Regions from separate parts of the Homo sapiens genome. Here all the other regions are linked to region 3. Evidence: read pairs that join two places in POLR2A ChIA-PET (ENCODE). Cell type or tissue: GM12878. All regions are shown on one strand. Each heading gives the region's core, and the rest is flanking DNA. Links, peaks and the distances in the headings are about the cores only.

Region 1 (10,684 bases), core at 1,536-9,535, 660 kb before region 3:
CCTTCCCCTGCAACATCCTTCTTCTCAAATACCACACACAGGACAGAGAGATATCATATCTAAGCCATTAGACAGCTGACTATGAGAGCTAGGCACTCTAAGATTAGAGATCATTGGATTCAAACTTCTCAATTGAGAGGTGAAATAATTAAAGCCCAAACAGGCAGAGTTGAGAGATATCACCTCCCTCCCTTTGTTCATTAATACAGTTATTAATATCTTAATCTTTAAAAATTAGGCCGAGCACAGTGGCTCACGCCTGTAACCCCAGCACTTCCGGAGGCCGAGGCGGGAGTATCACGAGGTGAGGATATTCAGACCATCCTGGCCAACATGGTGAAACCCCATCTCTACTAAAAATACAAAAATTTGCTGGGTGTGGTGGTGCGTGTCTGTAATCCCAGCTACTCAGGAGGCTGAGGCAGGAGAATCGCTTTAACCAGGGAGTCGGAGGTTGCAGTGAGCCGAGATCGCGCCACGGCACTGCAGCCTGGCAACACAACGAGAGTCCTTCTCCAGGAAAAAAAAAAAAAAATTAAACATTGACTATAACTATTGTTTGAGAACTCTAGATTAAAATTATGAGTTTTCCAAATGTCATCCAAAAAGACTTCACGTACACGTGTATACACACATACACATACACACACAAACACACATACACAAAAAAATCACACAGTCCTTTAAAGCTTCACCCCACCCAGTATTTAATTTCATTAAGTAAGTTTATACACAGAAAACACTTAGAATAGTTACCTGGCACATAGATGCCATTTAAGTGCTTGCTATCAGTATTACTGTTTTAACTTAATCTTCATAGCATTACTATTACTATTAATCGCTAAAACATTAAAATGGACAGAGTAGATGGCACTTTGACAGGTACAATTTTATAAATGAATAAATAAAAGCTAAGATAATATAGCCAAAATTATAAACATAATAATAACACCTTTGAGACTAGAAATCTAGTATCCTCATTCCCCGACTTCTAGGAAAAAAGTCTGGCTACATTAAAATAGCTGAAGAGCTACATTAAAAACATTTACTTTGGGCCAAGCACCGTGGCTCATGCCTGTAATCCCAGCACTTTGGGAGGCAGAGGAGGGTAGATCACTTGAGATCAGGAGTTTGAGACCGGCCTGACCAGCATGGTGAAACCCATCTCTATTAAAAATACAAAATTATCCTGGCATGGTGGCACACACCTGTAATCCCAGCTACTCGGGAGGCTGTGGCACAAGAATCACTTGAACATGGGAGGTAGAGAGTGCAGTGAGCCGAGATCACGCCACTGCACTCCAGCCTGCGTAACAAGAGTGATACTCCATCTCAAAACAAGAAAAATTATTTTTACGGATTTATCATTTTTATCTTGTCTACCTACAGAGAGAAATTGAGACATGTTTCAATAAAAAAAAATGCAGGAACAAAATTTAACCAAGGAAGAATGAGATTTTTGCACGGCAAACTACAAAACATTGTAGAAATAAATTTAAAAAGACTTAAATAAATGGAAAGACATCCCACATTCGTGGATGAAAGACATGATATTGTTAAAATGGCAATGCTTCCCAAATGGATCTACAGATTCAATGAATTCTCTATTAAAATCCCAACAACCTTTTCTGCAGAACTGGACAAGGTGATTCTAAAACCCATATAGTAAAATTAATAGACAAAACTATCTTGAAAAAAAAAAAAGAACAAAATTGGAGGACTCACACTCCCAATTTTAAAATTTACTCTAATGGCATAGCAATCAAAACTGTGTAGTACTCCATAAGGATAGATATATAGATCAACAATACAGAATTAAGGGTCCAGAAATAAAATCACACAACTGTGGTCAATTATTTTTGACCAAGATGTCAAGACCATCCAATGCGGAAAGAAAAATATTTTCAACAATGGTATAGGGATAACTGGATACAAATAAATTTGGACCTCTACCTCACACCATATACAAAAATTAACTCAAAATGGATCAAAGATTTAATTAAAGAACTAAAATTGTAGAACTCTTAGAAGAAAACATAGGTACAAATTTTCATGACCTTAGATTAAGCAATGGTTTCTTAAATATGACATCAAAAGCATAAGCAAGAAAAGAAAAATAGGTAAGTAGGACTTCATCAACTTAAAAATTTTTGCGTGACATTATTGAAGAAGGTTACAAGAAGTTCCCACAGAATGAAAAACATATTTGCAAATGATATATCTGATAATGGTCTAGTATCCAGAATATATAAAGAACACTTACCGTTAAACAAGAAAAAGACAACCCAGTGTTAAAATGGGTGAAGGATTTGAATAGACATTTCTCCAAAAACATATATGAATGGTCAGCAAACATATAAAAAAATTTCAACACCATTAGTCACTATGGAAATGCAAATTGAAACGACGAGATACCACTTCATACACACTAGGAGGAATATAATCCAAAAAATAGAAACTGAACAAGTATTAGCAAGAATGTGGAGAAATCAGAACCCTCACACATTGCTGCTGGAAATGTAAAATGGTACAGGCACTGTGAAAAATAGTTTGGCAGTTCCTCAAAAGTTAAACATAGAATTTTCGTATGACTCAGCATTTCCACTCCTAGGTATATACCCAACAGAATTAAAAACACATTCACACAAAAACTTGTATGTGAATGCTCATGGCAGTACTACTCACAACAGCCAAAAAGTGAAAACAACCCAATGTCTGCCAACTGATGAATGAATAAACAAAATTTATATATTCATACAATGAAATATGATATTATTCTACCCTAAAAAGGAATGAAATACTGATACATGGTACAACTTGAATGAACCTTGAAAACATTATGTTGGATAAAAGAAGCCAGATAGAAACGGCAACAAGTTGTACTGATTACTTTTACATTAAATGTCTAGAGTAGGTAAATCCACACAGGCTGAAAGTGGGTTACTGATATGGAGGTGTGGGGTTTCTTTCTGAGATAATGGTAATCTTCTGGAATTAGATAGTGGCGATGACGCATAGCATCATAAATATAGTAAAAATCACTAGACTACTCTGTAAAACGATTTAAATGGCAAATTTTATGTTAATTGAATTTATTCTCAATAAAAGTAATTTAAGAAACAATACATGTACAACATGTAAATATACAGACAAGAATTAAAACTAAAAGGAGGAGTCAGAAACCAAAAGGCAGAAAGTGGAAAACAGAGTGGAACTCAGACTTATGCAGGGGTTGGTTCTCAGTCAGCACATAGGGTAAAAACTGAACACAGTCAATTAGCCTTGAGTCTTCCACAGGAGACACAGGTCACACTGCAGACTGATACACTCTCTCTGGATATGTCCAACACAGTATCAGCAGAAATGTCCAGAAGCACTGGAAGTTCTATCAGTTAGCTTTTGATTAGAACAAAAACAAAACCCACTCCATAATTAGTGGTGTACAAATAATAAAAACATATTGTTTCTCATGATTCTGCAGGTCAGTTGGGCTTTCCTGGCCTGGATATCTAGGGTGGCCTCATTCACGCTTCTGGCAATTATAAGCTATCAGCCAGGGCACACGTGGCTTCTTGAACAGGACAACTTGGGCTTGCTCCTACAGTCCTCAGGGTCCTAAGTGCAGTAAGAGAGAGCACGCACCCAGTACACAGCACATTGCATGTCTCTGAATGCTTTACATTTATTTGCTCTTGTTTCACTGGCAAAAGCAAGTCACAAGCCCAGCGTCAGTACGGGAGGTGACTACTCAAGGTGAGCAGACACTGGGAGGGGAATGATGCAGGCCTTTTTGCAAACAATCCAGCCCACAGAATAATCAATTTTAGGTTTTCTGGTTTGGGACTAAAGTATCTGGCATGGGCCTAGGGGTCAGTTTGTATAACAAGGTATGTATCTTTAACCACAAATCACATTGAGCACTGTGAGATGCTCATGGATATCCTCTGCAGACTCAGGCAGACAAAGAGAGCACCAGGTTCACACGCCTCCAGTACACACCCCTTCTGGGGTGTATACTCATCAGGTGGAAAGATGAATAGGTTCATCTGCACTCTTTACATTGTTGTTTCTCTCTCTTTGTCTCCTCTTTCTTTTTTTTTTTTTTTGGCTGGCCCACAGAGTTGAATTCCCCTAATTCATATATGCTTCAATTCTACTACACACTGAAAACCAGAAATCTGAAACATTTTGTGTAATCGTGTGTCAAGTTTGGAGCTTCTCAAAATATCAGAGATTAAAGAATTTTTTGAATGCTTCATAGAATAATAATGTTTATGATAAATTACACACCAGCTTATCAAAAGAAAAATTTTCCCTGTCACTAAACTCCAAAGAGAAACCAGTTTATGGGATCATAAAAGATAATGAAAGATATTACAAAATGTCTTCAACAGCAGTTTGGGCAGAAATCACAAAAGTGCTCCTCAACAGGCTACTTCTTATATTAACATTTCATAATGGCTTAGTAAATAAAGCCTTAGTAAAGGCATTCCTACCTGGGCTGAGCTAAATAGGTTGCTATCTGGTTAATTCAAGAAATAGGAATAAAGTACAGAAATAGGTAAATCAGGAATATGATCCTTGGTCTGTATCTGTTAAATATTATCTCAAGACCACTTTTGGCAAAACTTGAGTGAAATTCAGTTTAAGATACACTCTCCAGTATGTGACAGAAATGTAAATCTTATGTTCATGGTAATATTGTGTAATATAATTTAAACAGCACGTTTGTAAAATTTTTTAAATGCTAGTATGTGCCTTCCTGATAGGCCAAGTATTTTATGGTGTACTTGGCTGAATGGCCCAAGGTAACAGGAAACAGTCCCAAAGACCTATGGCTTCACAAAGGAAGTAATTACCTTTGGAGATTCCAACTTCATCTGATTTAAGCCCTGCTTCTTGACTTCATGATCTTTCTGCTAACCCTGAGCTGAAATGTCTCAGATTACTATAACTAAGAATTACTAAGACCCTGGCAGGTGTCCTTTCAGTATTATTTCTGCCAAATCAGAAGGCTGTACATGGCAGAGTGGGAAAACTGTAGTTTTCAGTTCACAGCACAAATTATACAAGTAGACACTAATATTTTAAACTAGTGAAATAGAAAAGCACATTCAAAGCACAATGTGAGTCTTATCAGTTACGCATAGACTAGAAGACTTCAGGGTGACTGGCTGATGGATTTCAGTAGATCCCAGCCAAGGCATGCATCCTGGAATTCCAGCTGAGCCATCTATAGGCTGATAACTCCAAAATCTACATCTTTAGCTTTGACATTCTCCAGAACCTCAGATTGCTGTATCCAACTGCAACCCTAACATCTTTATTTAAATATCTAGCAGGTATCTCAAACACAACACCACTTAACACAGAGCTCTAGATAGTCCCCTAAATTTTGCTCTTCATCCAGTATCCAAGTAAATGGCCTCATAATCTCCCCAGCTGCTCAGCCAAGTATCTAGGCATTAGCTCTGATTCATTCTTTTCTCTCATACTCAAATCTAATTCATCAGCATGTTCTTTGGACTGTACCCCTAAATATTTCCTGAACCTATTCAAGATTCTCATTCTTCACTACTCTCCCATGAGTGCAATAGATTGATTGGAATAATGGCCCCAATTTTTCATATCTCCTTGTATCTTTTCACACCTGTCTGAATTCCTGTTCTTTGGCAATGCCCTCCCACACTGACTATGGATATACCTATGTAACTTACTTTGACCAATGGGACAGTAGCAAACTTGACACAAGCTGAGTCCTTAAAACGTGTGCGTTTGTTTCTACTTCCTCTCTTGCTTCTTTGCGATCACCGTGAGAATCCAACTGTCCAGCCTGAGGGTAAGCCCAAACTAGCCTACTAGAGGGATGTAATGTACATATGGAGGAGAGCAGAGTTGATCCAAACATCTCAGCTGAGACCATCCCTATACTAGTTGACAGCCAGCTGGCCCCTCAAACATATCAGAGAACCCAGGCAATATTGCAGAGCTGCCTACCTAACCCACAGTGGACCACAGACACATGGGCAAGCCCAGTTAAGATCAACCAAGCCCAGCCAAGATCAGCAGAATTACCCAGACATCCTATACTCATGAGCAAAAATAAATCCTAATTGTTGTATGCTGCTGAATTTATGGGACTGTTTGTTACACAGGATTACTGTGGCAATAACTAATAGAGCCATCATTATCCCGCATCAGGACTACTGGAATATCCTCCTAATGGGTCTCAGTACTTCCTTCTTATCTCCTTATAATCATTTTTCCATGCATCAGTAAATACATTCATTAAAAAACATAAATCAGTCTATGTCATCAGCCCTGCTAAAATCCTCCAACGCCTACCCAATGCACTTAAACTAAAACCCATACTCCTTAACCTAGTATATGACCTACTTCTCTAACCGCATCTAGTACCACTCCCCAATGGCCCACTATGATTCAACCACACCAGCCTTCTTCCTATTCTTCAAACACTGCAAACTCATGGCTGGGGTCTTGGCACATAATGTTCTCTCTACCTGGAAGAGTGCTCCATTTTCTTTCTCCCTCCTCCCCACCCATTTCTCTCTTGCAGTTTTCTTCTTATAACTCAAATTTTAGTTTAAATTCACTTCCACAAAAAAAGACCTTCCTTTGACTACCCAGTCTAAAGTAGACAGCCAGTTATTCTCACTATGTTATCCTGTTTTAATTCTTTCCATGGTACTTATCTCTGTGTGACACTTTTCTTGATTATGTGTTGTTTTTCTTGTGCACTCTCCCCACTGGTTGTAAGTTTCACAGGAAAGGAACCTGTTCTGTGCATTCACCACTGGGTCCTCAGCTCCTAAAGCAGTTCCTTCACATATTATTCATTAAATACTCAGATTGAATTGGACATGATTGTATTTACTTAGGATTGAGGGAGGACTCTAAGGAGTATGCAAGTGGAAGAATGTAAGAGAAATAACAGCCTTTATTATAAAAAGAAGAGGGGTGGGATGATATTGTAAATGACAAGATCAAAACTTTATTGGGGTGACTGCAAAAGGGGAGGAGGAGTAATTAAAATGGTTTCAGAAAGCTCATAATAAGACTATGGGTTTTACAGAGAAGAAATAGTAGAAGCAAATATTGGATGAATGCTACCTGACATAGAATAAACAAATCAGATCCTAAGATCTGGTTTTTACAAAGACGAAGAAGCAAGGCAAGCTAAAATGGAAGAGAGAAAAGACCAACTGATTCTGAGAGGAAAATACTAAAGCAGAAAAAACATTTCACTAGATAACAGAACGCAGTTCACAGCCTGGACTCTGAAAACAGCCTAAAATGGAAGCTTTGCTCTGCTCCTTATTAGTTGTATAAACACCGACAATTACCTCTCTGAGCTTGCTTCCTGATTTATAAAATAGGGTAATAATTATGACTTCACAGAGTTGTAAGAATTAAATAAGCAAATATACATAAAGTGCTTAGTATGGCACATGGATTATAGTAATTACTCAGCATTAGTGATGATGATGATAGTGGTAGTGGTGGTGGTGCTGCTGATCCTTAAGTCAATCCTGCTATTGTTGATTAAATTGGCAAAGGCCATAGTATCTCACTGAGTCTGTTGAGTCTGCTTAATTTTTTTTTTAATTTTCAAGCATTTCAAGTTGTCCCTTCTTACCAAGAAAGAAATGAGCACAGAACCAGAACCTAGAGCCAGAAGAGCTGGGTTCTGTCCCTGGTTCTGCAACTAACTAGCTGGGTGATCTTGGGTGAGTCACCAACTTCCCAGACCTGAAAGTTTCCTTGTCATCAGCTCTATCCCTGCCCAAGGCAGCAGGTCTAAGAAACATTCTGTGAAGAGGCAGAGGTACTGATGTAAGATAGAGACATAAAGGCAGAGATATAGGCAGACAATCACTCCATGTCATTCCATTCCAGAGCACAAAAAGCAATATTAAATACCTTAACTGAAGGCTTCCCAAATCATGTTCCTCAGAACACTAGGAGCTGTGGGATGATAACATGTGCTTATATTAGACCATAATCTCATAAATGTAGGAACACTGGGTGACTTTATTCTACTCTAGGACCAGTGGCCAGCAGAGTACTCAAAACATACTACCATAGCACACATTTACTGCATGCTTGTTGAATGAATGAACAAATGAATGAATGGACAAGTATATTTGGGAAAAGCTGGGTTAAACAACATCAAATTGGTTCCTTGTATGCATTTCTCAGGGGCTTTAATAGGTGAATCATATAGAATGCAGCGCTTCCCAACTTCATTTGATCATAGAACTTACTCTATTTCCCCTGAACCTCGTTAACATCTCCCAGAGTTGTAGTCTATAAAACACAGATTGGGAAACATCTGAGGCTTACATAATGTAAGTCATTTTTACTATCATGAAATACGTAAGTTATCTTACTTTTTATTCATCAGGCAGTAAAACGGCTAAGTAACTTGATTCATACCTAGTATGTAGCTGTCGTCTCCTGGCATCCTAGCAGCAGCTGTCCTGTCTCATTCCTCTGCCCTTCTCCCTGCTTCCACATAACTACTCTGTCCTGAAAATCCTTCCACCTCTTCTTCTATTATCTCTTCTCTCTAAAGCCCGTAGTCTTATTATGAGCTTTCTTTAACTGTTTTAATTACTCCTTCTCACCTTTTACAATCACTCCAATAAAGTTTTCATCCTGTCATTTACAAGATCATCCTGCCCCTCTTCTTTTTGTTCTTTCTCTTGCATTCTTCCACCTGCATACTCCTTAGGGTCATTCCTCAATCCTAAATAAATGTAATCATGTCCAATTCTTTTTTTTTTTTTTTTTGAGACAGAGTCTCGCTCTGTTGCCCAGGCTGGAGTGCAGTGACACAATCTCAGCTTACTGCAACCTCCTCCACCTCCCAGGTTCAAACAATTCTCCTGCCTCAGCATCCCGAGTAGCTGGGACCACAGGCATGCACCACCATGCCCAGCTAACTTTTGTAGTTTTAGTAGAGACAGGATTTCACCATGTTGACCAGGCTGATCTTGAACTCCCGACCTCAGGTGATCCACCTGCCTAGGCCCCCCCAAAGCGCTGGTATTATAGGCGTGAGCCACCGAGCCTGGCCTAATCATGTCCAATTTAATCTGAGTTCCCTTTTCCTTTCCTACCACTTGTTTTCCAGGACTCAAGCAAGCAAATGTACCAGGTCTTTTCATATCCCCATGTATCTGCTCGAGTTGTTCTCTCTGGAAGGCTCCTCCCTCTTTATCCACCTATTGAAATCCTATTCATTTTTCAAGGTCCTGATCATACGTAATCTCTTTTATGAAGTCTCCCTTATTTTCCACTCCTGCCATAATTAACGACTCCCATTAACCCCAAGACAACTGCACAACTAACGCAAACATAAAAAGTTGGTTGTATCTATGAATGCAGAGATAGCAGAGCTGGGAGAGATGACCATGAACCAGGTGAGTCAATCAGGGAGAATGACAAAGAGGTTGGTGGCAAAAGGAGAGACCAGGAGGGTACCTGCATGAATGGCTTGAACCCTAAAGGACAAAGGGGTTTTGCAGGAAGGCAGAAAAGTGATGCCCTAGAAGTGGCAAAGGGAAGCTAGGAGTAGGCTACAGCAGAGAGAGCTACAGGGAAGGCAATGCTGTTACTCTGTGAGGAGGCTCTGGTGTGGGAGAGTTGATTCACAGTGGAACAATGCTCTCAAAGGGCCACTGGAAAGATTTGGGAAGGCAGCCAGCAGAAGAATGGAAGTTCAAAATCATAGGAGGCTTGAGAGTACATAGAAAGACAGTTGATTAGAAAGGCTGGTGGCCAAAAAAACTGGGGATAAGAGGCAAGGCCTCCGCCTACACTGGCTGAGATCCCAGATGGTGTCAGAGACCAAATGAGGTTAGCATTCAATAGTCTTTGATCAGCATCCAAAGAGTAGGTTGACGAGTAATTTTTCCGATGTCTATGAAGAACAGATTTCTCTAATGTTCCACTCATGGCAAAATCCTTTTCCCACCCAGATCCATTTGTGGGCTATGCCATAGGGCAGGATGGAGGGGCGGGGGCTGTTGGTGAGGAGGTGTTGGGTGTGGCACCTCCTTTCACTAGGGCAGGGCTTACTGACCTAAAAGGGACACAGCAAGCTGAACATGGTGCAGAGTCTACAGGGATGAGAGGCCTGCAAGGCACCAAGTAGGCACGAAGGCCAAAAAAGTAGTGGATGACCAAGGGCAGACAGACAATAGCATAGGGAATCCAAGACAAAAATACTCATCTTCTGAAAACCCGGTATAAGCAGGGTTCTTTCAAATGCACATAATTAGATTTAAGCAAACAACAACAAAAGGAACACATTGGCTCACATAATCGAGAAGTCCTGGCACAGCTGACTCCTGCACTTCAAACAATGCTGAGTGTGCTCTCACCACCGTGCAGTGCTGCTTCTCACTGCACGGTCCCATTCTCTTGTATTGCGGCTTCCTCCATGGAGCAGGGAAAAATGACCACCAGTAGCTCCAGGTTACATCGCTCCAGGTTAAATCCCAGAGGAAGAGCTCCCCCTTTCCTAAATGCCAGCAGAAGAGTCCCATTGAGCCAGACTGGATCACATGCTAACCCCTGAGCCAATCCCTTGGTCAAGTGGAGGGACTGCTCGGATTGGCCAAGGCTGAATCACATGATCATCCCTGGGTAGTGTCAA
Region 2 (10,684 bases), core at 1,419-9,418, 370 kb before region 3:
CCAGATTGACAAGTGTTGGGCATTTTTCTTCTGCACAAACCTAGAAAACAAATAAAATTATTTCATTCACCTAAAATAAAGACACAAGTTTAACTTGATTTTATGCTAAATGTATTCGCTTAATGAAATAATTTAGATGTATATTGGTTTTAATGCATTTTACTTCAATACGTTAGAAAAGTGAAACGAGAAAAAAAGCACAAGGCATTCTTCACAGAATAGTAAGAGCTAATACAGAAAGAGGATTAATGTCTTTGTGGGTACTAAATAGTACGGCCTTCTTCAGTCTGAAGATCTGTAAACTGTCTCTGGCAGAAACCATGTATGGTGTGAACTCGGGACATCATTTTGGAATTGCTTTGTCAAACCCAGGATGGATCAGTGCACAAGTGACTACACAGGCAGATATAACTAGGGAATTCTCAGGGAGGCTCCGAGCTGCTGTGACTGGGAGGAAATGCTTCAGCCTCCAGCTGTGCCCGGGGTATCTCAGTAGAGCAGTCAGTTGCAAACAGCCTCAACATGTGTGACAGTCAAAGGACATCACTGGGGCTCTGATGAAATCTGGAGTCCAGAATCTCCAATGGATGACAGTCTGCATGGTGGACCTCAAACTGCTCTTCCGGAAATCACCTAAAGCTCTAAGATCCTCGGCCAATCTTTTAAAGGCTACTCCAAAATGTACTGACTCTCATGTTTGTTTGATACAATATTAAAGAATCTGAACCAACTAATGTTTGGGGGGAATTTTACTGACTGAATGCACTTCTTAGTCTGTTTGTTCCCTGGGTTATTGGTGAGGATGTTCCCTGGCCTCTCCCAGGGGACACCTGAGCTATGCAGAACTGGAAAAAGGCCATGCTACTCTTACATACCAATCTGTCATAAAAGGCTAACCTCATTGTCATTTCTGCTTTTAGTTTTCCTTTTCCTTATTCTTCTATCTTATGGATGTTTTGTATGTATTTTTACAACTACCTACAGCATTTGGTAAAGAAACTGTCCTTTTAAATATATACATCTTCAACTTTCAAATGAATATCACTAATTTTGGTAATTCGGAAGATGTTTAATAGGCTTGGAGGGCCTCAAATTCATCATTTGGACATTATCATGGAACAAGCACAAAATATAAAGGTTATGCAAGGTCGTGCATAGACTATTAACACAGTAGTACCTGGGAAGTTATTTTATACAATCATTAAAACCAGCTGATTTCATGCAGTAGTGTTTTGCCCATAAAACAGACACCAGAAAGAAAAAGAAAAAATGGGTTGGTATCTCTTATTTGCATTTCAAAATATAATAATTTAACATATTATTAAAAATCGCATAATTTTATAACTTCTCAAGTTGTTAAATTCTTTAAAACATAAAAAACTTTCCTGAAGAATAAAACATTCTTAGAGAATTCTTACATTCTTAAATAATTTTTTTAAGGAATGATTTTAAAAAACTTATTTTTTGAAAAGGGAGAAAATTCCTTGGAATATCTGCTGTGCAATTTTATAATAGAACAAGTGACAGATTTAATTTTGGAATTTTTGAAATGCCAGGTTAAAATACGATCCAAAAAGAGTGTGTTTTATAACAAACTTTTTTAGCATACTATTTTTGCCATAACGAATCACTAAAGAGAAAAATATTTGTCCTAAGTGTTGCCTCATTTTGAAATTCTGTGCTCTCCAAAGGCACAAACAGTAGAACTAGGGATATTTGCATAATGAAGGAGCACATAATGGCAGAAAATTACTCTCTACAGTTATAAGTGGGAGAATAATTAAGGAACCAATTTAATTCACATCCTGCAGGTTGCTAAAAGCATACGGAGAGGGAACCTTTGTGTGCTGTCCAACAGGAAGAAAACAGACTTAAAAACAATTTATGAATCACAGAAGGCCATATCTGATTTCTTAAAAACATAAAAGATATTTGGGAATTTCCATGGCCCTACTGTGGTCACGATATCAGCAGCTCGATATTCAAGGAGCTGTAACATCCTTCAGGCTAGGAGGCCACACTCCTTAGTTATCCCAGCATTTAGCAGGCAGTAATCATTCAACACATTTCAGCTGCCACTCTTAAATACTTCTACTTCCCTTTTTAGGGGATTTATGCCTTTTATTTTCTTGAAACCCCCAAGTAAACCAATATACACTTTCCCCCTTATATTTGCTTTCCAACCCCTCAGGTAGGGAAAAAAACTTTGTTTACACAAATTTTCTAATCATGTGTCACTAAAATATTAAAATGAAAGTTATTTTAATAAATTTTGTATTACGATTAGACTTTATTAATGCAAATACAGGCAGTTGGTTTTAGGCGAGTAATCATTTTCAAAAGGCAATATTTCTAATAGTCATAATTTTCACCCTCTCTTGATATTTAATGTTCTATTGGATTAGTTTAATAAAAACCAAGAATAAAAGACTTATTTTTGGCTTACTTCCTACCACCACCATTTTTATTAAAGAAACGAAGATGTTTCCATTAGCTAAAATAATGGCTCTTTTAAAATACATGCTTTTAGAATAATTATATTAAGAATCTTTCCCTATCTAATTTATTTAGAAATTTAATTGGGGATGGTGTTAAGAGCATATTTTATTAAATATTTTCACATCATTTATTAAATGTTATTTATCAAGACAGTGAAAAGGTTCTTACTCTTATTAATGCTAATGGGATTCATTGGGTTGCCAGTATTTTCTTTCTTTACTATGCTGGCACCTGGAGATAAATGTGTACTTAGCAGTGCTGCAATCTGGGCCATGGAAAGGTGGGGGTTTTATTTGGCTTCCTGCATGCTTGCTCTTTCCCCTTGCTGTGCTACTTGTTAATCAAATCCCAGCTTTTAAAAAAAATTGCTTACATAAAAAGCTTTTTCTGGGGATTTTATTTGCTTGTTCTCTTCTGTAGAAAAAAACTTCCTTTTTTTTTTTCTCCTGGTGCTTTAGCCAAGTTCTTTTACTTATCTTGCTATTCACTCACCTCCCCCAGTTCACCAAATTTCCTATTACATGTATGCTACTTGTAAATTTATATAACTCCCTCTTAGAACTGTTTATATTTTCAGTCTGAAAAGCCTTTTTTCCTCCAGACTCAATGACTGACTGAAAAAAGTTATGAATTATATTTAAGCAAAAGGCAGGCTGTTTGACAGTTCCTTATTGTTCTTGAGAGGGGACTATTAAAAATATAAAATGTCAAAATCACATTCTTTTAACATGAAGGTTAAGAGCTATAACACTTTTAAACAAATGTTAACAGATGATTTATAAAAATATATAAAATGTCAAAATCACATTCTTCTAACATTGAGCCATAATACTTTTAAACAAATGTTAACAGATGATTTACAAACAGCTACACCACTGTTTCTAAAACAGTATGATTTTTGAAGGTAAAAGAGCCAAATAAGGAATAAAAAAAGAATGGAGTAGAGAGAGAAGATGAAGAGAAAGACTGTTAAGAGGAAAAAAGGCAAACAAAAAGGGACAGAGAATTTTCCAAATCCTAAAATATATTATGCCCTCTTCTTCCTCAGAACCTCTGCATCTGTAATTTCTTCTGCCTAGAAAACTTCAAACCCTGAACTCCACTCTTTGCCTCTCATCCAGGGACCTTACTTTGGTTTATTCCTATCCATTCTTCGATAGTGATCTAAGTCAGCTTAGATATCACTTCCTCTAGGAAGACTTCTGTTTTGTGTGCTCCTTGAGTATTCTGCCCCCCACCCTCCCCCTGCCCCGATAAAATACCAAATCAGACTCTCTGATTACTGTCTATTTACTTCACTGCATTCCCCATGATAAAGTACACTATCTACTTTGCTTATCATGTATTTGTAGCATCTAACCCAGTGCTCAGTAAATATTTGGTAGTAAATAAACGAATGAATGAGAAACAGACAGAGAGGCAGAAGTATGGAAAAAGAGCAGAAAAAGACTCAGACTCAGAGGAGTGTTACTCTAACTAAATAATTTTATTTACTGTCATTTGAGCAGTTGTAACTTACGCCATTACTATGCAAGTCCTTTATGTGCATAAAAATAAAAATTTAAATGCAAAATTCATATGGGAAGTGACAATAAAAGGAGTTTTAAGAGATTTCCCCCTCCTTTAACATAGACTACAAAATAATTTCCCTATAGTGTTACCTTTCAGCATAACATTTGCTTACCTTTGCTATTCGACTAGCTGTTTCTTTGCAAAACTGAGTTGGGCTGTCAAAATGCTGGATTAAGTGAGGCAATAAGCAAAGGATGTTAAGAGGAAAGCCTATCAAAACAAAAAAAAGCAAACAATAACCAATTTTATTGCACATTATTTTAAAAGTTAAAGTTATTTTTTTAGATGGTTCACAGAAACCATTTTCTTTTCATTTCCTGGGATATTCGATCTTCTAATTCTTTTTTGGCTTTTACCAAATAATTTAAGCTACCTAGCGTATAAAAACTATGACTATTTGCAAAAAGCAGAAATTAGTAGATTTCAAAACAAATGATTAGTTTACATTTTACTGCATAAAATGCAAAGTGCTGGTGCAATTATATTAACATCACCTGACAATTGGGAAGGATCCACCAATGTATGTTTGGAGACAGAAATGAGTTTACTGAGGAGGTGCACGGTCATTTCTTGTGTAGATGCTGAGGTAAAACCCTTAAGGAAGAGCTGCTGAAGTCCTGGAAAATTAGTCCATTTCAATTTGCTTTGTACATTTTCAATCTTCTCTCGACTCTCTGATTTATCCAAAGGCAAATGGATAAGCAGTTTGTTGAGAAGCCTGAGAGCCAGGAGGTATTCATATTCATAATCTGATTCTAATAAAGATGCTGCTATCCAAAAAATGGTGGCCATCAAGTTGGTAGGCTCAGTAGTGGACTGCACGTCATACATTCCTTTCTCTCTTAGAGAGGAAAGGCTTCTAGTCCTTGCTAAACTACTGCTATGGTTTATCCGTCCATCCATTATATCCAGTGTGTTACTCCGCCGCCGGTCACCTCGTCGGTCACCAATCAAACTTAATCTCAAAGAGTTACTTCTTGCATTACTGTTATATCCCAAATAACTGCTACTATTAATGGGACTTGTGCTTAGATTGAGTTGTCCAGTGCTTTTCCTGTTAGCTGCATACTTGTTTCCCATTATAGGATCATGATATGAGGTTCTTAAAAAAAAGAAAGAATAGATGAATGCATACCCAGTCACTTCTTTTGCTAAATTAATTTTACTTCTGAAAACACTGAAAAATAGTAACTGGTACCAGAAAAATCATTTTTCAGTATATCTGACTTTGTTGAATCAAATTTCAGTTTTCCCTTCAAATTCAAAGAAAATGTACAACAGTATCTTTTCTCTTGTGGCTAACAGTTTCCTTTGAGTTGAAAGGAGGCTCTACTTGCTGAGAAAATTCTGCTATAGTAATCGCTAACAACGTTCAGCTCTGAGATTTAGGCATACATTATGTCCAAAGCTGACTTCATTTGTCTTGTCCTCAAACTTGATGGTCCTGATGTCCCTATTTCTGTCAATGACACACTCTTTTCAAAAGAACTAAGCTCAAAAATTTTCGATTTCTCCTCCTTCCTCACATCCAATTTTTATTAAGAAAATATTGACTGAATGCTTTTTATGTTTGCCAGCTGTATAGAAAAGGAAGGAATATTAGACAAGTCTTTTGAAAGAGGGGATAGATATGTAAATGGATAAATTTATAGCCTGCTAATTGCTATTATTACAATATGAAAAAATCACTATGAGAACCCAAAGGATGGAATAATTAGCACTACCCTGAAGGAGTTAGAAATGCTTAGCTAGGAAGTGACATTTGGGATGGGACTTGAAGGACTAGTCAATTCTGGGCTTGCAAGGTAGAAAAAGTGGGGAGAGAGGCTGCTGCAGGGAGAAGGAACAATATGTGAAAGGTGGGAGAGCCTTAAGGCTCCCAGACAGCTGGGGGAGAAACAGGATGCTGAATCCTGAATGTGGCAGGAATGAAGTGGTGCATTAGAAAGATCTCTAACCAGCACATTAGAAGAAGAACAGCACTGCTAAAATCAGCACTTGGATTTTTCACAAGTCCTCACTGTCTGCGGCCCATCTCCCCACTGGTAATCCATCTAATTTGGGCAGTATTGTGCTTACTAACAATATTAGAATTTTAAAAGTTATAGCTATATGTAGTTAGCTATTCAAGTTCTCTCTATATTAGGTTGCCTGGTTTAAATTCTTACTGAGAAAGGGCAGAAAGAAGATCATAATGCTTCATGGTTTCAGCCAAAGTATCAATTGCAGATTCCAATGTGAGAAGAAGCTCAATCACAAATCCCTGGGGGGAAAAAGGCAGATTTTAATTAATTATGCTCTGGAATAAAGAAACTGCAATGGACTTCCTAATGGGATTTTAAAATAGAACAAACTCCATGTTATGTTACAAAATGATTAAACTCTTGAGCAACATGATCTTGCTGATTGATGCAAACTCATCCAATCAATGGTGTATAAATTGATTGTAATGGTGCCACAATTTACTCAAAATTGCTCAGGTCAGAAATCTAGGAACCATCCTTGTTTCTTTCACATCTAAACTGAATCCACCAGCAAGTCTTGAAAATATTACTTTTGTTTGTTTGTTTGTATTTGAGACGTAGTCTTGCTCTATTGCCCAGGCTGGAGTGCAGTGGTGCAATCTTGGCTCAATGCAACCTCTGCCTCCCGGATTCAAGTGATTCTCCTGCCTCAGCCTCCCGAGTAGCTGGGACTACAGGCATGCGCCTGCACACCTAGCTAATTTTTGTATTTTTAGTAGAGACAGATTTCGCCATGTTGGCCAGGGTGGTCTCGAACTCTTGATCTCAGGTGATCCACCCGTTTCAGCCTCCCAAAGTGCTGGGATTATAGGTGTGAGCCACAGTGCCTGGCTGAAAATATCACTTTTAAAATACACATTAAAAATCTGACCACTTTCCTCTACCTCCATAACTTCCCTTAATCTAAGCTACCACCATTTCAGCTGGACTCTTAACCTCCTGCCCTCTCTTGCCTCCACTCTTGCCCTCCCTACAGATTTCACCCCAATGTCAGAATGAGTTTTTTAAAAAAGAAATCACATCCATCACCTTCCTTCCCTCAAAATGTCTGAGTAGTTTCCCATCAATTCAGAGTGAAGTCCTGCCTCTTACCAGGGCTTACTAGGCCTTACGTGATTTGAACCTACCTACCTCATCAATTTCCTGCAACACATCCTGCAATGTATTCTAGCGACACCAATTTTCTTGATGTTCCTCAGAAAAGCCCTACTGCTTCTGCCTCAGGACCTTTGCACCTGTTAGTCCTATTTTCCTATGCCTGAAATATTCTTCCCCAGATCATAAACAGAACCTACTTCATTTCAGTATCTCTTCAAAAATCACCTTCTCAGATGGATTATCATATGTAAAACAATTCCTTCTCCTTTAATCTTATTATCTTATTATATTCACAGCATTATCAGTAGGATAAATTATGTTATGTATAATTGGAAGACTAAAGGTTTGTTTCCCTCAATAGAATATGAGCTCTAGAATGTTAGGAACTTTGTCTCATTGATCACTGTATCCCTGATATTTATAACAGCGTTAATAAAGTCATTCATCTGTACAAACTGAAGTTCTCTAGTGCAACAGTTCATTTATCTTAAAGCATAAAATTCAATGCTCCACTTTACATTTAAATTTAACTTCCTATCTTTTTTACCTTGTGATCATCCCAGGTTAAGATCTTGGGGGTGGGGTGTTGTGTGAGTGGGCGAGTGTAAAGCTTTTTCTGATAGGCACTAGAATAGTTGATTTAATTAGTAGGTTATTTGATATTAATTACAAAACTAACTTTGTCTCTTAATTCTTTGCCTGCTCAACATCTGACTATAATTCTAGATGCCCATTATCTTGCTCTAGCTATAGCAATCTATATGGACAATAAATCCTTGACAACTAGTAGCTGCTCAATAACTGCTGAAAGAATATAAGGAAATACCTGTGCATCTTCTCCTGGATCCCCTACAGTTTCTACAAGTCTGGAGAGAACATCAGAAAGTGTAGTTGCAGTGAGAGGCTGCTTTAGGGCCCTGAAAATCTGAAAGGATCTCCCAGCATAGTGTCGAGAAGAACAGGAAAGTGCTGTTTGCAGAGCAACTTCACTAAGATGATGTTCCAGATGAATTCCTTCTGTGAATGCAAAGGAAACGAGTAGGTTGTTCTTGTTCTTTAGAATACTAATGGGGTTATAATCAGAAGTGAATCATCTTAAAGCTAGCAGCTAGCACACTTCCTGGCTCTCACATTTTATAAGTCAATGCTTTTTCTTTGCTTAAACTCCATTTGCATTTTAGATGACCCTTTAATCTTTACGGAAGCAATCCTTCAGACCAGGGTTTCTCAACCTTGGCACTACTGACCTTATAAGCCAGAAAATTCTTTGCTGGAAGGGCTGCCCTGAGCAGGGTATGATGTTTAGCAGTGTCTCTGGCCTCAACCCACCAGATACCAGTAGTAACCCCTTGCCCCCAACCCATAACGGTGACACTGTCTCTAGACATTGCCAAATGTCCCCTAGTTGAGAACCACTGCTCTAGACATATACAATTTGACTATGATTTTCAGAATGTGTTGAATTTTAGATTACTGAAGACTATACCAGCACAATTTTTTTTAAGTTTCCAATTTCTATATACGTCCGTTTAATGTATTTTTTCATAATACGCAATTGTATTGTAATTTTATGATGCCATCAAACACAAAACTAAGGAGCCTAGCATTTCATAGATAGCACTCATTTTTAAGTAGTAACTTAATTTTTCTTCAGTGAAAACAGATCTGTTATCATTAATAAATTAAAAGTCTAAAACTTTTAGAGGTATCACAATATCAACTATTAACTTTTTGCTAAGCATTATCAGAAATTGACATCACATTAAAATGTCACTAAAACTAAAATATTTCTTAAAAGATACCTGAGCTTGACTGCTTAAAAACAGAAACCACATGTTTCAAAAATGTAGTTAACTGTTCAGCACTCTTTATGCTAGGATTCTTGGCAGAAACATCCTCATGGTTCCAAAGGGGCCCTCTTTTTCTGAAAACAGAGAACAGATGTAATTTCCTTGGATTTTCACTTGTGATTAACAGTTGTACTCACACTTGCCTAAATTACACCTTTACAATTAGAAAGGATGGTAGTTGAATAAATAGGTCACAGTCTACTACTACTTAGGCACATGAATATGTAATGATCTACAGCAAGGAGAGAAAGATCTCATTTCAGTGTCTAGCAACAGACCAGTCAAATTCTCTCAGACGTAGTAGAAAAAGATGCCAAATTTTGCCAAGTGTGAAGCATATTGGTTACTGCTTATGTGTTCCAGGTCAAAATATAATCTGTATTTAGATTGTAATGCAAAGAAAATAATTTGCTGGTGAAATGCAATGAGAATAATTTACTAGCTAAAACTACAGGGAAAGTTTAGGACAGAGTAATGTCCTCTTGATTCTTTCTTCAAAACGTCTTTGTGTTCTTGGCCACCACCTCAGTTAAGCTCTTTATTAACACAGGCCCAAAGTGCCCTGAGAACCTGCTACGCACTGCTTCTGGTTCCTTCCACCTCTAATGCATCCTACACGCTGTTATGGGGCTGATTTTCTCCACATACTTATTAAATGATGCCTCCCACCCTCCTCCCAGCTTAATGATTTTCAATATAATCTACAACCTTATGGCCTGGGCTTCATGGCCCGCCAGTTTGAACTCTCCCAAGCTTTCCATAATTGTCTAGAACAACTCTCTTTTCTCTGCATTACAGTCAGAGTGGATTCCTCACCATTTCCAAACACATGGTTTTCTTGTGCTCCTGTGATTTTGTTCTTGCAATGGAATACCATGCCCTTTCTCCCCACCTATATTCCCTCTCTACTTATTGTGTCTTGCAAAGAGTAGACCATAAATAAATATTTGATGACTGAATGATAATGTAGCTAATAAAAGTGAAATATATATTCAGATAATACTCATTCTCTTTGGCCATTAAATAGCCAGATATGATTAAAGTCCTGAGGTATAACTGCACTGGCACAAAAGAGTCTTTGATTGCATCCTAATTTTCAAAATACTGTGCAATACAAACCTGTGTATTTCACATCAATGGTATTTCAGACAACAAAAATATGGCTCATAATACCTGATCAATGAAAGAATGACTTAACACATACACTGCTGGGATGATAAGAGCTGCCAGTGTTACCTTGAGGTAATGAATTCCATGAGGGTTTTGACTTTTCCATCCTGCTCCACTGAGATGTCAACCTCATTGAGGATAGTGGTGTGCAGATGTGAAATGGCAGCACTGTTATTTCCTAAGCTGATACTAGAAGAGGTAGAACTTGAGCTAAGCCCTGAGTCAGTCATAGGGGAGGGCTGGTAATCAGGTATAAAATCGTTAATGCCTGCTGAAAGAGAAAGATCGTCATGAATACCTAAAACATGAAAGAATCTCACAAAATACCTATAGAATTAAACTGTTGTTCCTTAGACTCTATGGGACACATGAGGCAATCTGTCAGTGCAAGGTGATGTGAATCAGTGCTCCTGCTGATCCTCATGAACACCAAATTACAGCAAGTAAGTTTTGGGGCAAACATTGTTTCAC
Region 3 (10,684 bases), core at 964-8,963:
TATGTGTCTCAGGCTGGTCTTGAACCCCTGGACTCAAGTGTTTGTCCCGCTTTGGCTTCCCAAAGTGCTGGGGTTACAGGTATGAGTCACCATGCCTAGCCCCATTAAGTTTTTTTTTTAAATTTAACTTGTTCCTTACTATAGAAGTCACACTCATATTTCCTTGTTTGTGAATTATTTATGTGTGTTATTTGCCATTTATCTCCAAGGTTTTAGTGTTTTTCTGGTTGAGGTGCAGCTCCTTAACTCTTGAAGTGTAGTTTGATTGTGCTGATCTTGCCACTGTCTTTTTTAGACTCTTTCTGTGTAATAGATGTCAATGTACAGATGGTCACCATTTCTTGAGCACTTTGTATGGGCCTGGTCCTGTGCCAAGCACTTTACATGCATGATGTCAATAAAAGGGGTGGAGAAACCCTCTGGCACCAGTGTCTGTGGAGCTCTACAAACAGTCCAAATGGGCAACCTCCCTCTTCTTTCCCTGCAACTCCCCAAGGCACAGTGCAAAGATGCAGTAAGTCCCAGGGTGAGTCACAGCAGCAGGAGAAGGAGTTGCTCTCAGTCTCCACTTACCTTCCTTACTTAGCACAGGCATGCCTCCAGATGCCCAGGGTGAATATTTGCTCTTGCTCTTGGCTGTGCCTGGGGCAGAAATAAGGACTGCCTCCCCTTAATAAACAAATGCACACACCCTGGCTATCACAATTGCTTCCAGTCCTGCCATCAGCCTGTAATCCCAGGCTTTGGGAGGCTGAGGCGGGCAGATCACTTGAGGTCAGGAGTTCCAGACCAGCCTCGCCAACATGGTGAAACTTCATCTCTACTAAAAATGCAACAATTAGTCAGGCATGGCGGCAGGTGCCTATAATCCCAGCTACTCGGGAGGCTGAGGTAGGAGAATTGCTTGAACCCAGGAGGTGGAGGTTGCAGTGAGCCAAGATTGTTCCATAGCACTCTAGCCTGGATGACAGAGTGAGACTCCATCTCAAAAAAAAAGGATCTCTGGTTATCATTTTCTGTATAGCCATGAATGTTTGATGACTCTCCATTTCACAGAGGCAACTCAGGTGTCCAAATAATTCTCCTTGTGACTTTCTATCATTTGTCTGTTTGCCTCGCCTAAACTTTGCTCCTTAAACATTACTGCTATTACACTATTTTTAGCTTGAACATGAACGCCATTGACCCATCAAATGCTTTCTCTTTTCTTCATTGATGTATTCCTGAAATACACAATATCCATTCCTAACAAGTTGAAAAATTGTTTCCATGTTAACACTTGGGTTCTCAATCTGCTAGCTAATTAGTAATAAAGGACTCTGCCACCCTGAACAGGAACACCTGTCAGCAGCATAGGATTAGTGTGATTACTTACAGTAATATAAATGTAAAAAAATAAGCAAAATATTGCCTGTAATCTCAGCACTTTGGGAGGCTGAGGTGGGAGGATCATTTGAGCTCAGGAGTTTGAGACCAGCCTGGGCAATATAATGAGACCCCCATCTCTAAAAAATAAATGAAAGGATAAATAAAAATAAATAAGCAACATGTATCACTCTGTTAGAGTCTATTAAGAGTTTTGCTCTGCTATCAGAAACCTCTTCAGTCACTGACAGTTCATCTAAGAGTTAGTAAGGCTGGATTACAAACAGGAAAGAGTAAAGAAAGGGTTTTTTTTTTTTTTTTTTTTCTTTTTTTTGAGACAGAGTCTCGCTCTGTTGCCAGGCTGGAGTGCAGCGGCCTGATCTCGGCTCACTGCAAGCTCCGCCTCCTGGGTTCATGCCATTCTCCTGCCTCAGCCTCCTGAGTAGCTGGGACTACAGGCACCAGCCACCATGCCCGGCTATTTTTTTGTATTTTTAGTAGAGATGGGATTTCACTATGTTGGCCAGGATGGTCTCGATCTCTTGACCTCGTGATCCACCCGCCTCGGCCTCCCAAAGTGCTGGGATTACAGGCGTGAGCCACCGCGCCCAGCCAAGAAAGAGTTTTGTAAATAAAATTTTAAATTTTAAATTTTAAATTTCAGCTTCTTTTCAAAGCAGCTGAAAACACACTTTCCTTCCCCATCCTATTTTCCCTAAGCCCATCCAACAAAGTGCCAGACTGAAAAAAATAAGATGACTGGTTAAAGTTGAAATTTAATAAAAATCCTATGATATATATTTTTTCAGATGGCAGGTCCTGCAATTAAAAGTATACCTGACCAGGCATGGTGGCTCACGCCTGTAATCCCAGCACTTTGGCAGGCCTAGATAGGAGGATTAATTGAGGCCAGGTGTTTGAGACCAGCTTGGGCAATATAGTGAGACCTCATGTCTAACCACAAAAAAAATTAGCCAGGCATGTGGGCCTGCACCTGTCATCCCAGTTAAGTGAGAAGCTCAAGTAGGAGGATCACTTAATCCAGCAGTTCGAGACTGCAGTGAGCCATGACTGCACCACTGCACTCCAGTCTGGGTGACAGTGTGAGATCGTGTCTCAATCAATGAATCGATCAATAAATATAAAAGTATACCTGCTTGCTTGGTGGTGGAAAATGGGCATCTTTATCTTGGTTTCCACGAGCAGACGCTGAAGCCATGATGACTTTGTGCTTGCTCTCCTTCCAGTTGTTTATCCTCTGCTTACTCCTTGACCCAGTGTCTAAGGAAGGTAGAAGAGAATCACTATGCCATGACTAAATGTTTGCATCAAGCTTAAAAGCATCCTGAGGATCCACTGGAGTTATTTGGAAAATGTGTTTTTCCTTTTGTCATTAGTCCATCTGCAAACTCAACTTCCAGTGCTCCTCTTCCACCAGCACACATACATGCACTCACTAATGGGGACAGATCAGATTTAGAATAGAGTGGAAATACCACACTGTGCACTGAGTGTCGATTATGTGCCAGGCCAGGGGATATGAAGAAGGATAAGACAAGATCACCGCTGTGAAGGAATTCACAGTCCAAAAGGGGAGATAGACAAGTCAACAGTTACACAACATGAAAAGTATGCATGGGATGCTAAGGAAGAAAAGAAAGCAGGGTCCATTCCATCTAGTCATGTCACAAAGGAACTAGGACTCCTAAGCTTTCAGGAGGATCTGTGGAGGGTAGATGGACTCTGGGGCAGGAGGACCAGGTTGGAAGGTGGTACACTAGTCCAGACAAGGAGTTACAGGGACGTGAACAAAGACCCTGGTGGGAATTTAGCATCTTTGATAGAGATGCTAAATTTGGGTTTGGAAATGTTGGATTTGGGTGCCTGTGGGGGCAAACAGTGGAATTAGCCACTGTTAATATTTGACGATTTGGGTCTAGAGTTCCAGAACAGGGGTAGGCTAGAGAGATGAAGTTGGGAGCTGCCATCATAGAGATGAGAGTTAAAGCAGGGAACTTTAATAAATGTGTCTAAAAACAGTACTGGAGAATATGAACACTGAGCCCAAGGGAATATCGAAAAGAGAAGAAAGATTAAAAAAAAAAAAGCAGGCCAAGGAAATGACTGAGAAGGAATAGCTGATACAGAGGGGAGGGAATTTCTGAAGGAGGGAGTGAATCATCAACACCATCACATGGCTTAGAAAAGTGGACCCTGGATTTGGCAATGATGGACATAATCCAGGTGGACTTTGAGCCTCCTCCTGCCCCCAGTGGCCACTGCATTCTGCAGCCCTGAACTCTACCTCTACCTCTGCTTTTCTTCTGCAAAATGAACCTCTTATATACAATTCTGTTTCCTACATCAGTTACTAAACTTTGAGGCATTTGAGCCAAGGGGACCCGTACTCGCACCAAGTTTCATCACAGGTGTCTAATGTGATTACAGGGGCAGCACGGTGCCCTGCACGGGAAAGTACTGGGGTCAGAGAGACCAGAGTTCAAATCGTGACTCTTTACCCCTGCGATCCCTTTGGTGCAAATGACTTAATCCGTCTCTGCCTCAGCTTTCTCCACTGTTAATTGGGCATAATGGACACAACAATGGTGAGGGGCTCTTGCAGGAATGAAGACTAGGATGAGGATGAGGATGAGGGATACGTCCATAAAGCCCCTGCACACCTTCCATTTCCTGAGCACTCCCAGGAAGTCTTTGCTGACCACGCCAAATTAGATTATCTTTGCTTAGCCATTAGGCCGCTGCCCTATATTGGGAGGCAAATATACCTCTCAGCTTCGGTGGCCAGGTCCCCTGGCACCCACTTAGTCCTCAGTCTGCACCTAAAAGCAAGCCTTCCGAGGGTCTTGCCTTGCAGGTGTAGCTCCCACCCCCCACGCTGGGGTGGTCCGGGGACCCTCTGTTTCCTCAGTGGTGGGGAAGGGACCCGTGGGTTCGTGGGTGCTGACCGACGAATGTGCGGAGGAGGGCGCGCCCCAGCATGGGGGGCGGGGGTGCTTCTTAGGATGGCTTGGAGGGGGGCGCCTGCAGGGCTGGACGGCGGACGGGGGACACTGCACTTTCTGATGCGGTCGGGGAAGCCGGGAGTCAGCCTACTGGAGTCCGCTGCCATCCCTGGCCAGAAGCAGCCAGCGCCACCCCAAGCTCCCCAGCCCCTCGCCCGTGCCGGGGCCGCCGGGGTCCGAGTTAGGGGAGAGTGGGGGGCGGCCACCGCTGCACCGCGCGGCCTTCGAAGGACTGCCCTGCGGCGCCGCGTTCCCCCGAGGCCACCCCCTCCCGCCGTCAACACTCCCCGGGGCGGGGGCTCACCTGTGTGGTCTGGGTCGCCTCCGAGGCCGAGTCCCTCGTTGCCAAGCCCAGCAGGCCTCGCTCCCCCGTGACTGCACCGCCGGCCCGCTCCAGCTTCCCGAGTACCCCACCTGTCTCCCCGGCTTCCTTCCGGCCCTTTGTGTTTTCTTCTCTTGCTCCGCCCCCTCGCCTGCCCGCTAAGCACTTAAGCTGGTGAAGTCACCCTACTGCCACCTGGCAGTCACTTTCGCTGTTGGTGGCAACCCAGGCTGGAACCCAGCTCTTGCCGGAACCCCTGCCCCATCCTTGAGGCTTGTCCCGACACCGAGTAGGTTCTAGTTCCTTTGTGCCTTCCAAATGACTCCCTTCCTCCAGCAATCACAGCCGCAACAGCCATGTATTGCGCCCCCGCCCTAGGCCAGGCGTGGGCATCACCTTTGCACTCCTTTCTGCAGCCGTGTGTGGTGCCCACTGTGACCTGCACTTCACAGACGGGTCATCTGAGTTGTGCAGGCCACTAAGGGAGCCTGGAGTCAACCCCAGGCCTGCTTGGCTCCCAGGCCTTCTCTTTCCATTGCTCTTTGTCGGTCCCCTGCTGCCTCCTGTCCCTCCCCAACTCTGACTTGTGGAGGGAAGCCTTTGACATGTGGGGGTACCTTTAATACCGATATCACTTGTTACCGGAGAGGGGTCCCGATCCAGACCCCAAGCGAGGGTTCTTGGACTTCTCGCAAGAAAGAATTCGGGGTGAGTCCGTAGAGTGAGAGCAAGTTTATTAAGGAAGTATAGAAAACAGGCCGGGTGCGGTGGCTCACGCCCATAATCCCAACACTTTGGGAGGCAAAGGCAGGCAGATCACTTGAGCTCAGGAGTTCAGACCAGCCTGGCCAACATGGTGAAACACTCTCTCTACTAAAAATACGAAAAGTTAGCCAGGCATGGTGCTCTATGCCTGTAATCCCAGCTACTCGGGAGGCTGAGGCAGGAGAATCGCTTGAACTCCGGAGGCAGAGGTTGCAGTGAGCCGAGATTGCGCCACTGCACTCCAGCTTGGGCGACAGAGCCAGACTCTGTCTCAAAAAAAAAAAAAACAAAAAAAAAACAAAAAACAAGAAGAACAACAACAAAAAAGAATGGCTACTCCACTGGCAGAGCAGCTGTGTGGGCTGCTTAGCTAATTATACTGGTAGTTATTTCTTGATTCTATGCTAAACAAGGGGTGGATTATTCATGAATTTTCCAGGAAAAGGGTGGGCAATTCCCGGAACTGAGGGTTCCTTCACTTTTTAGACCATATAGGGTAACTTTCTGACGTTGCCATGGCACTTGTAAACTGTCATGGCCCTGGTGGGAGGGTCTTTTATCAGGCTAATGCATTAAAATTAGCATTTAATGAGTAATGAGGACGACCAGAGGTCACTTTCATGACCATCTTGATTTTGGTGGGTCTTGGCTGGCTTCTTTACTGAGTCCTGTTTCATCAGCAAAGTCTTTGTGACCTGTACCTTGTGCCAACCTTCTATCTCATCCTGTGACTAAGAATGCTGAACCACCTGGGAAGGCAGCCCAGTAGGTTTCAGCCTTATTTTACTCAGTCCCTATTCAAGATGGAGTGGCTCTTGTTCAAACACCTCTGGACACAGTTACCCCAGCCATGGCTGACAAAGTTTTCTGGGCTGAGCTGCCAGGACTGACTGAGTGTGTTGACTTGGAGAGAGGCTGTGGATCTCCACTGAAGGCCCTCTTCATTTCTCACCTTTTCCTATTGTGCGAATTGGTCCCTGTACCTGTGGCCGCTTCCTCCTCACGCCTCCCCGATCCACACCTCCAACTTGTTGTTTCTCAGATTCACACAGCTCTTTTCCACTGGAGGCCCTCCCCTGCCTGCAGCCTCTCCCGATTGGTCCTGTCCTGGCTTTTTCCTACTCCTTCTTTTTGACTGTTCCTCAGGAAAATCTTCCTTGACCCCAGCCTAAGGCAGGCCTTTCTTCTTTTTCATAGCACAGGACACTATTGTTTTCCTTCATAGCACTTATCACAACTCATTATGTACTTATTAGTGTGTTCATTTATATAAAGCATATTTTCCCTGCTGCAGAGTAATCTTCATGAGGTTCAGAACAAGATGGTGTCAGTTTTGTTCACCATTGTGTAGCATCTTGGATATAGAAGGGGCTCAATAAATATTTGTTGAATGAATGAATGAATGAATGAATGAATAAGTGAGCCTAGGTTCAATGACTGTCAAGATACTGTTGTTTTGGATGGTTCATTTCCCTAGTAGATCCTCCAGACCACATTCCTCCATGGATTCACTGGTTTTCTCCCCACCAAAGTGTGTCTTATTTCCTTTTCACTCCTTTTTCCACCTCCAAATTAAAGGGAATATAATTCTATTGCTAATTTCACATTGCATTACCAGAAATCAGAAAAAATCAGCTGGTTTGAACAGAACAGGTTTTGTGATTTAAATGAACAACCCTCCATTACACTGAAGTCAGTGTAATGGACACATAACCTAAGTGGCATTTGTCCTTTAACATCTTGCTATGGTATGCAAGATGTTATACCTGTTATGCATATGTGACAGCTGCGCTTCTGGTCTCCCATGACCTTATTATTTTTTTTTCTTTTTAGAGATGGGAGTCTTGTTATGTTGCTCAGGCTGGAGTGCAGTCCAGGCCCCCACCCTCATCTCTACTTTCCACCAAATAGGCCATTGACTACCTTAAATAGCAAGAAGTCATCATATGTAACGTGCATCGGTTATGACCAATTGGTATTTGTTGGGCAAATCTGATGTGTCCATGTATTGTTCTAGCACTTTCAAAGATAATAGAAAAAGACATGAGTCTTTTCCACAAAGGATATATCAATTCCCAAAGAATTATAATAAATATACATTGCCGTAGAAGTCTATGGCCCTCAACAGAGCCTTTCTTAGGCTTTGCTTCTGCATCCTGCAGGGCCTCCGGATCATGACCTGATCCAAAATTGATTATCACTGGCTAATGCTATGAAAAATGTGGTTGATTTAGAAAGTGCCAAACCGTCCATGGCAGGTTTCAGCTTAAACTCTTTCCACAGCCCTACACTGACCTTAGCCAAGATCTGAATTCATTAGCAGGGCCCTGAGTGATTCAGCTCCTGCCTGCCTCTCCAATGCAGCTATCTGAGGCCCTCCCAGGGCCCTCTGGAGTGACTCATGTTCTCTCCTTTCATGCTTTTATGTGCACTGGAGAGCCAGCCTGAATCAGCCTTCCTCTGCTTCTCCACCTCTCTCTTACTCATTCTTGAAGACTGGGCTCTGAGGTCACCTCCTCGTGGATGCCTTGCAGACTCAAGTTTAGTTTCTCACCTTCTGTGCTCCCATCGCACTCTGCAGGGGATACCTGTTATGCATATGTGTCAGCTGCGCTTCTGGTCTCCCATGACCTTATTATTTTTTTTTCTTTTTAGAGATGGGAGTCTTGCTATGTTGCTCAGGCTGGAGTGCAGTGACTATTCACAGGCCCAATAATGGCACACTACAGCCTGGGACTCCTGGGCTCAAGTAATCCTCCTGCCTCAGCCTCCTGAGTAGCTAGAACTATAGGTGTGTATCACCATGCCTGGCTCTCCCTCCCTCCCTCCCTCCCTCCCTTCCCTTCCCTTCCCTTCCCTTCCTTCCTTCTTTCCTTCCTTCCCTCCCTTCCTTCCTTCCTTCCTTCCTTCCTTCCTTCCTTCCTTCCTTCCTTCCTTCCCTCCCTCCTTCCTTCCTTCCTTCCTCTCTCTCCCCTCCCCTCCCCTCCCCTCCCCTTCCCTTCCCTTCCCTTCCCTTTCTTTTTGCAGGGTCTCTCTCTGTTGCCCAGGCTGGAGAGCAGTGATGTAATCATGGCTCACTGCAGCCTCTACTTCCAGGCTCAAGCAATCCTCCTGCCTCAGCCTCCCATGTGGATGAGACTACAGGCATGCACCACCACACCAGCTAATTAATTAATTTTTTTTTTTTGTAGAGACAGGGTTTTGCTATATTGCCCAGGCTTTCATCATCTTTTAACTTCATCCCCATAGCAGTCCCATGAGTGGTGCTAATAACTTACTCAGTCATGCAGCCAGGAAGTGACAGTAGAATTTTAACCTGGGCTCTACAGTGATGAGTTTCAGAGCAGTGTGGCCCTACTGTCCTTTGGCTGTCCTTACACTGTTACAACCATTGATGTCATTCATTGGCATTCTGTCTGACTGTGAGCTCCTTAATGGTGAGGGCAGTCAAGCACTGATCTTTTTCAGTAACTGGTACGTTGTATGAACTCACAAATGGTAATGATGATGAATGAATTTAATGAGGCACAAAATAAAAAGTGAATAATACATGGTCCTTTATTTCAAGAGGCTCACTGTCTTTCTTTCCCCTCTCTCCATCCCTCCTGTGCCCCTCCCTCCCTCACTTCCTTTTTCCTTTCTTTCCTTTTAATTTTTTTCCAGATAAAAGCTTTTAATAGGAACGTTACATGTTAAAATGGCATTTTAAAATTTTATTTTATTTATTTATTTGTTTTTAATTTTACTTTAAGTTCTGGGATACATATGCTGAACATGCAGATTTGTTACATAGGTATACATATGCCACGGTGGTTTGCTGCATCTATCAACTCATCATCTAGGTTTTAAGCTCCATATGCATTAGGTATTTGTCCTAATGCTCTCCCTCTCCTTTCCCCCTACCCCCCAACAGGCCCTGGTGCGTGATGTTCCCCTCCCTGTGTGGAAGTCATTGGCAAAGACTTCATGACTAAAACACCAAAAGCAACTGCAACAAAAGCCATAATTGACAAACGAGATCTTATTAAACTAAAGAGCTTCTGCTCAGTGAAAGAAACTATTATCAGAGTGAACAGTCAACCTACAGAATGGGAGAAAATTTTTGCAGTCAATCCATCTGACAAAGGCCTAATATCCAGAATCTACAAGGAACTTAAGCAAATTTACAAGAAAAAAACAAACAACCCCATCAAAAAGTGGGCGAAGGATATGAACAGACACTTCTCAAAAGAAGACATTTATGAGACCAACAAACATATGAAAAAAAGCTCATCATTGCTGGTCATTAGAGAAATGCAAATCAAAACCACAATGAGATACCATCTCATGCCAGTTATAATGGCGATTGTTGGCCGGGCGCGGTGCCTCATGCCTGTAATCCCAACACTTTGGGAGGCTGAGGTGGGTGGATCACAAGGTCAGGAGTTCAAGACCAGCCTGACCAAGATGGTGAAACCCTGTGTCTACTAAAAATACAAAAATTAGCAGGGCGCAGAGGCAGGCACCTGTAATTCCAGCTACTCGGGAGGCTGAGGCAAGAGAATTGCTTGAACCTGGGCGGCAGAGGTTGCAATGAGCTGAGATCGCACCACTGCACTCCAGCCTGGGCGATAGAGTGAGACTCCATATTAAAAAAAAATGGCGATTATTAAAAAGTCTGGAAACAACAGATGCTGGAGAGGATGCGGAGAAATAGGAATGCTTTTACACTGTTGGTGGGAGTATAAATTAGTTCAACCATTGTGGAAGACAGTGTGGCAATTCCTCAAGGATCTAGAACCAGAAATACCATTTGACCCAGCAATCCTGTTACTGGGTATATACCCAAAGGATTATAAATCATTCTACTATAAAGACACATGCACACATATGTTTATTGCAGCACTATTTACAATAGCAAAGACTTGGAACCAACCCAAATGCCCAGCAATGATAGACTGGATAAAGAAAATGTGGCACATATACACCATGGAATACTATGGAGCTATAAAAAACAATGAGTTCACGTCCTTTGCAGGGACATGAATGAAGCTGAAAACCATCATCCTTAGCAAATTAACACAGGAACAGAAAACCAAACACCGCATGTTCTCACTTGTAAGAGGGAGCTGAACAATTTCCTTTCTTTCTTAACAGATTAGTTGCAAGGCCTTTTAAACAACCCTAGAAATATGTACTATTATCCCAATGTTATAGGTAGGAAAAATGA

The links. Peaks named below come from ENCODE experiments on the same cell type or tissue, not always from the same donor. Only the 100,000 strongest peaks of a DNase experiment are listed, where the experiment ranks them.
Region 1: POLR2A ChIA-PET joins it to region 3 with 5 read pairs; 1 of 35 experiments calls an interaction of 5 or more read pairs at or near these places.
Region 2: POLR2A ChIA-PET joins it to region 3 with 9 read pairs; 2 of 35 experiments call an interaction of 5 or more read pairs at or near these places.

What each region holds. Positions count from the first base shown.
Region 1 is chr4:48,244,776-48,255,459 of GRCh38, forward strand. All of the region lies in intron 1 of TEC (tec protein tyrosine kinase), which reads right to left. Among named protein-coding and RNA genes, the nearest start is that of TEC, 20 kb to the right of the region's middle. In GM12878, for the core only: no CTCF peak of the experiment used is centred there; DNase peaks (open chromatin) are centred at 2,606 and 3,211; H3K4me3 peaks cover 444 bases; H3K27ac peaks cover 3,269 bases.
Region 2 is chr4:48,535,788-48,546,471 of GRCh38, forward strand. It overlaps FRYL (FRY like transcription coactivator), which reads right to left. Exons shown (of 64, transcript NM_015030.2): 42 at 10,280-10,484; 43 at 8,996-9,117; 44 at 8,020-8,210; 45 at 6,240-6,334; 46 at 4,566-5,173; 47 at 4,184-4,281; 48 at 1-40. Among named protein-coding and RNA genes, the nearest start is that of ZAR1, 51 kb to the left of the region's middle. In GM12878, for the core only: no CTCF peak of the experiment used is centred there; no DNase peak of the experiment used is centred there.
Region 3 is chr4:48,901,966-48,912,649 of GRCh38, forward strand. OCIAD2 (OCIA domain containing 2) reads right to left here and starts at 4,809. Exons shown (of 7, transcript NM_001014446.3): 1 at 4,693-4,809; 2 at 2,519-2,646. The coding sequence starts at 2,584. RefSeq lists a silencer at 4,487-4,746 and an enhancer at 5,037-5,116. In GM12878, for the core only: a CTCF peak has its summit at 4,920; a DNase peak (open chromatin) is centred at 4,886; H3K4me3 peaks cover 1,522 bases; H3K27ac peaks cover 680 bases.